2 separate regions of the Homo sapiens genome follow, and region 1 is linked to region 2. Evidence: chromatin loops called from intact Hi-C (ENCODE). Cell type or tissue: heart right ventricle. All regions are shown on one strand.

Region 1 (2,500 bases), 110 kb before region 2:
AAAAAAAAGTCCCTTTGTTCTAGGAAAACCACCATTTGGACAAATGAAACCTGGCAGCCATATTTTGTCCCAAGGCATCCTTTGAAGGCAGCTGGTCACCCTTGGACTAAAAGCTGTGAGGTGACATTGCCTCACTTCCTGCCTTCCCATTGTCTGTCCCCAGTCCTCAGTCCCCAGTTCTTTTAATACACAGGTATATCTTTTAGCAGTCTCTCTCTCTCTCTCCCACTCTCGGCTGGCTGGGCTGCTTCTTGGGGAGGAATGTTACTTTTCTCCATATGGATTTGGACTGCCTTGTGCCTATAAATTATGGCAAGTTCTTGGGGAGCTGTGAAGGTTTTTGTTGGAATAGTTATTTGCTAGAGGGCTGAAGAGGAAACCCCAAGGGGTGCAGGAAGGACTTGGAGGCATAGGTTTCAACTCCAGCTGGGGGAGGCCGTGTAAAGTAGCTGGACAGGCCCAGAGACTTCCCACTGTGGTGCTACTTAAGAATGAAAAGCCCAAACTGAATGGAGCTATTACATGCAGGGGCCATGAGACAAGCCCACATGGCCAGTTGTCCCTGGTGGGAGAGAACATAGGACTTGAGCAGGGGTCTTGAGGCCATTCCTATGTTCCCAGGGCTGAGGATGTGGGCCAGGCTTCAGACTCTTGGCTACAGTGCACTGGTCTCATGGACCCAAGGGCTGGCCTGTCCCCACTGGCCCCTCACTTCCCTTCCATTATCTCCAACAGTTTAGTGATTCTCATTTAAAGTCACAGCCTAGAGCCCCATCCAGTTCTACCCACCAAGACATGGCTTTGAAAGGCTTTGGCTGGAAAGGCGGTGAAGGTAGCCATGGTGGTGCGGCTGGTGGCAGGAAAGATGGAGGACCCTCCTTCACAGCCCTCATCACCACTGGGGCCACCTATTGGCAATCATGTTCCAATCCAAGACACAAGGGGAGCTGCACCCCTTCTCCTGGTCTCCCAGCCATGATAAGGGTCCTTCTCCCATGGACTAACAGTGACCAGGACACATCAGCCCCGGGCAGGTTAGATGACAGCAGGGCCCCAGCCTGACAGCAGGCATTGATGACATCGCCTGGCTCCCCGCCCTTCCCGCTGTCTGTCTCCAGTCCATGGTCCCTTTTTCTCCCCTGGTCCTTGGTGAAGGAGAAGGGGCATTTCAGCAGTCTCAGGGACAGCCTGAACTCTACTGTCTGGTCCTGTATGTGCCAGGACTTGGCAGGGTGGCGTGAGAATGTTCAGGAAGAGGTGCTCAAAGAAGGTCACTGCAGGGAGAGGACAGTGGGCCTTGGCCAAGACCTTTGACCTTCTGCCTGGTGGGCGGCACAAGGAAACTCTAACCCAGGGGCCTTTGCTGGCCAAAGGGCCTTTACAAGGGAGCCCCTGGCAAGGAAAGATGAGCCCTTTGTCCACTTGAGGGCTGCAAGGGAACCCTCCAGGAGAGCCGCACAGCTTCATAGTGACCACCAGGGGGACCCTGGGAGAGCTGCCTCTGGAAGAGAGCCTGCAGTGACCCCTGGCCTGACCTGTGGCCCTAGAGCAGGTGACAGAACCTATGATCAAGTAGCAGGCAGTGAGCTCCCTATCACAGCAGGTATGCGATGGAGGCTGGAAGGGTTGTCTTCCAACAGGGGAATTTCTTCATCATGTAAAAAGTTGTCATGGGTCCTCCCAGCTCCAAGATCCTGTTGACACAGCCCAAGCAAATCAGCACTGTGTCCCCATTAGCTGACCGCACACGTCGCACTCCACCACCAGCCATCCAGGGGACAGTGAAGGCTAAAACCAACCGAGACTTTTAGGGACAAATACAAGTTTCATTCATAGTCTCAATCTAGCCAAATGTATAATAGCTGTTGGCAAGTCCTTGTAGATAATTAAAGAAACAGCTCACATTTTCCTAAAATAACTGAAGAATTATAGAAATACAATCATTAATTCCTGGGCAAAGGAGTCCAGGGGTTATGATATGTCAATACATCATAAACCAAAGAGTGGCCTCTCTGAAGACAGGGACAGCATCTCCCCGCTGGGACAGAGGCTTCCCCAGCAGAGTCTCTGTTCCCTGCCCCATGCCACTCACCATCTTAGGCCAGGAAACTCTCCCGGGGCACTTGAGAGAGCTGATGTGCCCACCTCTCAGGAGCCCGGTTGCTGACTGGGGTTTTGAGATGGGTTATGGGGTAGAAACACTGCATCCCTGCAGCAGCACAGGCTAAAGGCAGTCGATGGCAGCCCCAGGGTCCCAACAGCATCTGGTCCCCCCTCAGCAAGCTCTACCCATGGCAGGACTCTATGGCCACAATAGAACTCTATCCCACCCTGAGTGCTGGCACCTGGCGCTACTGCTAGCATTTCTCTGCTCAGCATTTTCAAGGGCCAGATGCTCCTGTTACACAGGCACCCTCTCCCCAGGGAGTACTGGCCTCCAGCCTCCACCTACTTTCCAGAGCAAGCGAGCCTCCCTGACCACATGGAGTCCCCAAAGCCA
Region 2 (2,500 bases):
TGTCTGTCTGCCCACCCTGGCAGGACAATCAGGCCTAGGAGGTCTGGAGGAGCTCGCCGAGCTGGGCGGAGGAGGCAGGCCAGTCCCATGCTGGAGGGGACCCCACGGCCCCTTCTACAGGGCAGGAGAGTCCTCAGCTGAAGGGCTTCACCAGCTTCATGGCAGCATAGTTCTGGAGGGAGGGAGGAGACAGGGACCCATGGTGATCCCACTGGGGCAGGCACAGCCAGAGCAGCTGTCCCAGACCTGGGGCTCAGAGGATGGGGCTAAGCTGCCAACAGGCAAGAGGCTGGGAGAGGACGCTCGTGGCTCTTCAACCACCTGCCCACGCCTCGCCCTCACCACTTGCCATCCATACCATGTGGGGCTCAACACTCCGCCCTGCCTAGTGCTCCAGCCCATCAGGCAAACCCATACCCTCCGAAACTCCACCCGCACCCTCCCACCTGGGGGCCAAAGCTGCCCAAATTGCTCTGTCTTCTCCCCCATCAAGCCAGGCCCATTTCCAGGTTCCAGCTGACTGCCCAGAGGACTCTGAGCACCCTGGACCTGGCCTCTTCCATCAGACAGGTGCTGAAGGTGGGGCCCAGGGTCCTCCCCCACATGGCAGCCCAGGGCTTACGGGTCATCACACCCCTGTCCAGAAAGCAGAGAGAGAGTTGGGGATGGGCTGTCGTGGATGACCCACGGCACAGCCCAGCACTAGAGACAGGGCACCCTTGATTGAGCCCTGCCTGCTGCAGGATTGACAGTATCCTCCCCTCCCCACTTCTCCCCCCAAAAACCATGAAAACACATACAACACAATACAGGGCTCCTAATTGGGACAGTATGTTCCCCAGCGCCGGCTGGGGAAAGCCAACTCTGGAAACAGAGCCGGCCCTCCTTCCCCGCCAAACGCCTCCTGCCTCCCCACGCTGGCCCTGCTCCCGGCTGGCTCTGAGGGGGAAGCTGAGAGGAATCAGACAGGCTGCCCCCTCATACCCCTCCCAAGGGAATTTCCAAGAGGGTAGGGGATTAGGCCAACTGGAGGAAGCTGCCCTGTCCTTGGGCCCCTCTCCACTAGGCCCTGGCTTGGGGCAGGCAGCCTCTGTCCCATGGCCTGAAAGCCAGGTGAGGGTCACCAGGGCCCGGCCCTCATCATCTGGTACTGGCCAAATGAATGAGTGACTTGGGTGGAAGGAGGCAGGATGTGCTCAGCTTGTAGCAAAGACCTGTGAGCAAAGCCAGTCTGCAGCCTCAGGCCCAGGCCACCCCCTTCATCCCTAGACCCCTTACCTAGGATCTGACATCCCCACACCAGCCCTGGGAGAGGGGAAGCAGGGTCCATATTTTAAAGAGGACAACTTCCAGAAGAACTCAAAGGAGAGTGGCCCGCTGCTGGGGGGACAGGAGACAGGGAGGAGCTCTGACCAGGCCCCCCACAGTACCACTCTGCTTCTGCCCACAGCGATGAGGAAGGACCACAGGCTGGAAGTGACTGGAAATCTTTCCTTCCTCTCCCAGCCAGGCAGCAGGGCCTCCTTCCCCAGGCCCCTGGAGGCCTAGATCTGCTGCCCAGTAGCCTAGCAGTGCAGGGTGCAGCTGGCAGGGGCTGGGCTTAGGCATGTCATGGGTGGTGGTGATGCCACTTTGGACCTGCCTTTCCCCTCCCCTTGGCTTTTCAGAAGGAGGCTTGGCTTAATATACAGCAGCCAGGGAAGATGACAGTGCTCCCCTAAGCACAGTCCCAGCCACAGAAGGCCAGAGCTAACCTAGTGCAGCCCCTTCCTCATGTGAGCAGGAGGGATTTGCCAAGGTCACAGGAAGAGTCCATAATCCTGACTCCAGCGACAGAGCTCTGTCACATCCAACAGGGTTTCTCCAACCATCATGTGCCTACATGCAGATTCCCCCTCAGCAGGCCGGGGCCGGCCGGGGACTCTGAGTTTCTAGTGAGTTCCCTGGTGCTACTGCTGCTAGTCCTCCGACTACACCAAGGGCGAGGGTCTGCAGCAGCTCTTCTCTTCCTAAACTCCCACGGCCTGAGCCTCCCAAAAGAGCATTTGATCATCCACAGTACTTTTCCTTACTCTCTGGTTTCAATGTCTCCCCAGGGAAGTGAGCACTCCCCAGTGGCATGAGGCCTCATCCTCTTCTCCCTCATCCCCAAAACACGCCCTTACCTCCCAGACGCACACACGTGCTTAGAGTCTCTGTGGCTAACTGAACACTGGCCAGCTGGGCTCCGAATGGGAGGAGGAGCTTGAGGCAGGCTGGGAAGGGTGCCCCCTGGGCAGGAGACACCAGGCAGAAGTCCTGGGGCCTGACCCCGGATCTCAGGTCACAGCAACAGCTCATGCTGCAGGACACCACACGTGCACACACTCTTCCACAGTCCTGTATCTCAGCTTATATTTGTAATCTCGTCTCCCTTGGCTTAAAGAGGCCTCCCACATCGTACACACCTCGAGTCCCTGCAACCTAGATCTACCCTGGACCACAGTCAGATTTTGCTGAT

Evidence for each region. A loop is a pair of places that touch in the nucleus more often than their neighbours do. Peaks named below come from ENCODE experiments on the same cell type or tissue, not always from the same donor. Only the 100,000 strongest peaks of a DNase experiment are listed, where the experiment ranks them.
Region 1: it touches region 2 in a loop (4-fold over the local background); 22 of 110 quality-filtered maps call a loop at or near these places.

Annotation. Positions count from the first base shown.
Region 1 is chr2:71,797,498-71,799,997 of GRCh38, reverse strand. No RefSeq gene overlaps it. Among named protein-coding and RNA genes, the nearest start is that of DYSF, 330 kb to the right of the region's middle. In heart right ventricle, CTCF peaks have their summits at 1,275 and 1,481 (motif pointing right); a DNase peak (open chromatin) is centred at 1,467.
Region 2 is chr2:71,684,126-71,686,625 of GRCh38, reverse strand. DYSF (dysferlin) reads right to left here. Exons shown (of 56, transcript NM_001130987.2): 56 at 1-172. The coding sequence ends at 134. Among named protein-coding and RNA genes, the nearest start is that of DYSF, 220 kb to the right of the region's middle. In heart right ventricle, no CTCF peak of the experiment used is centred here; a DNase peak (open chromatin) is centred at 963; H3K27ac peaks cover 1,379 bases.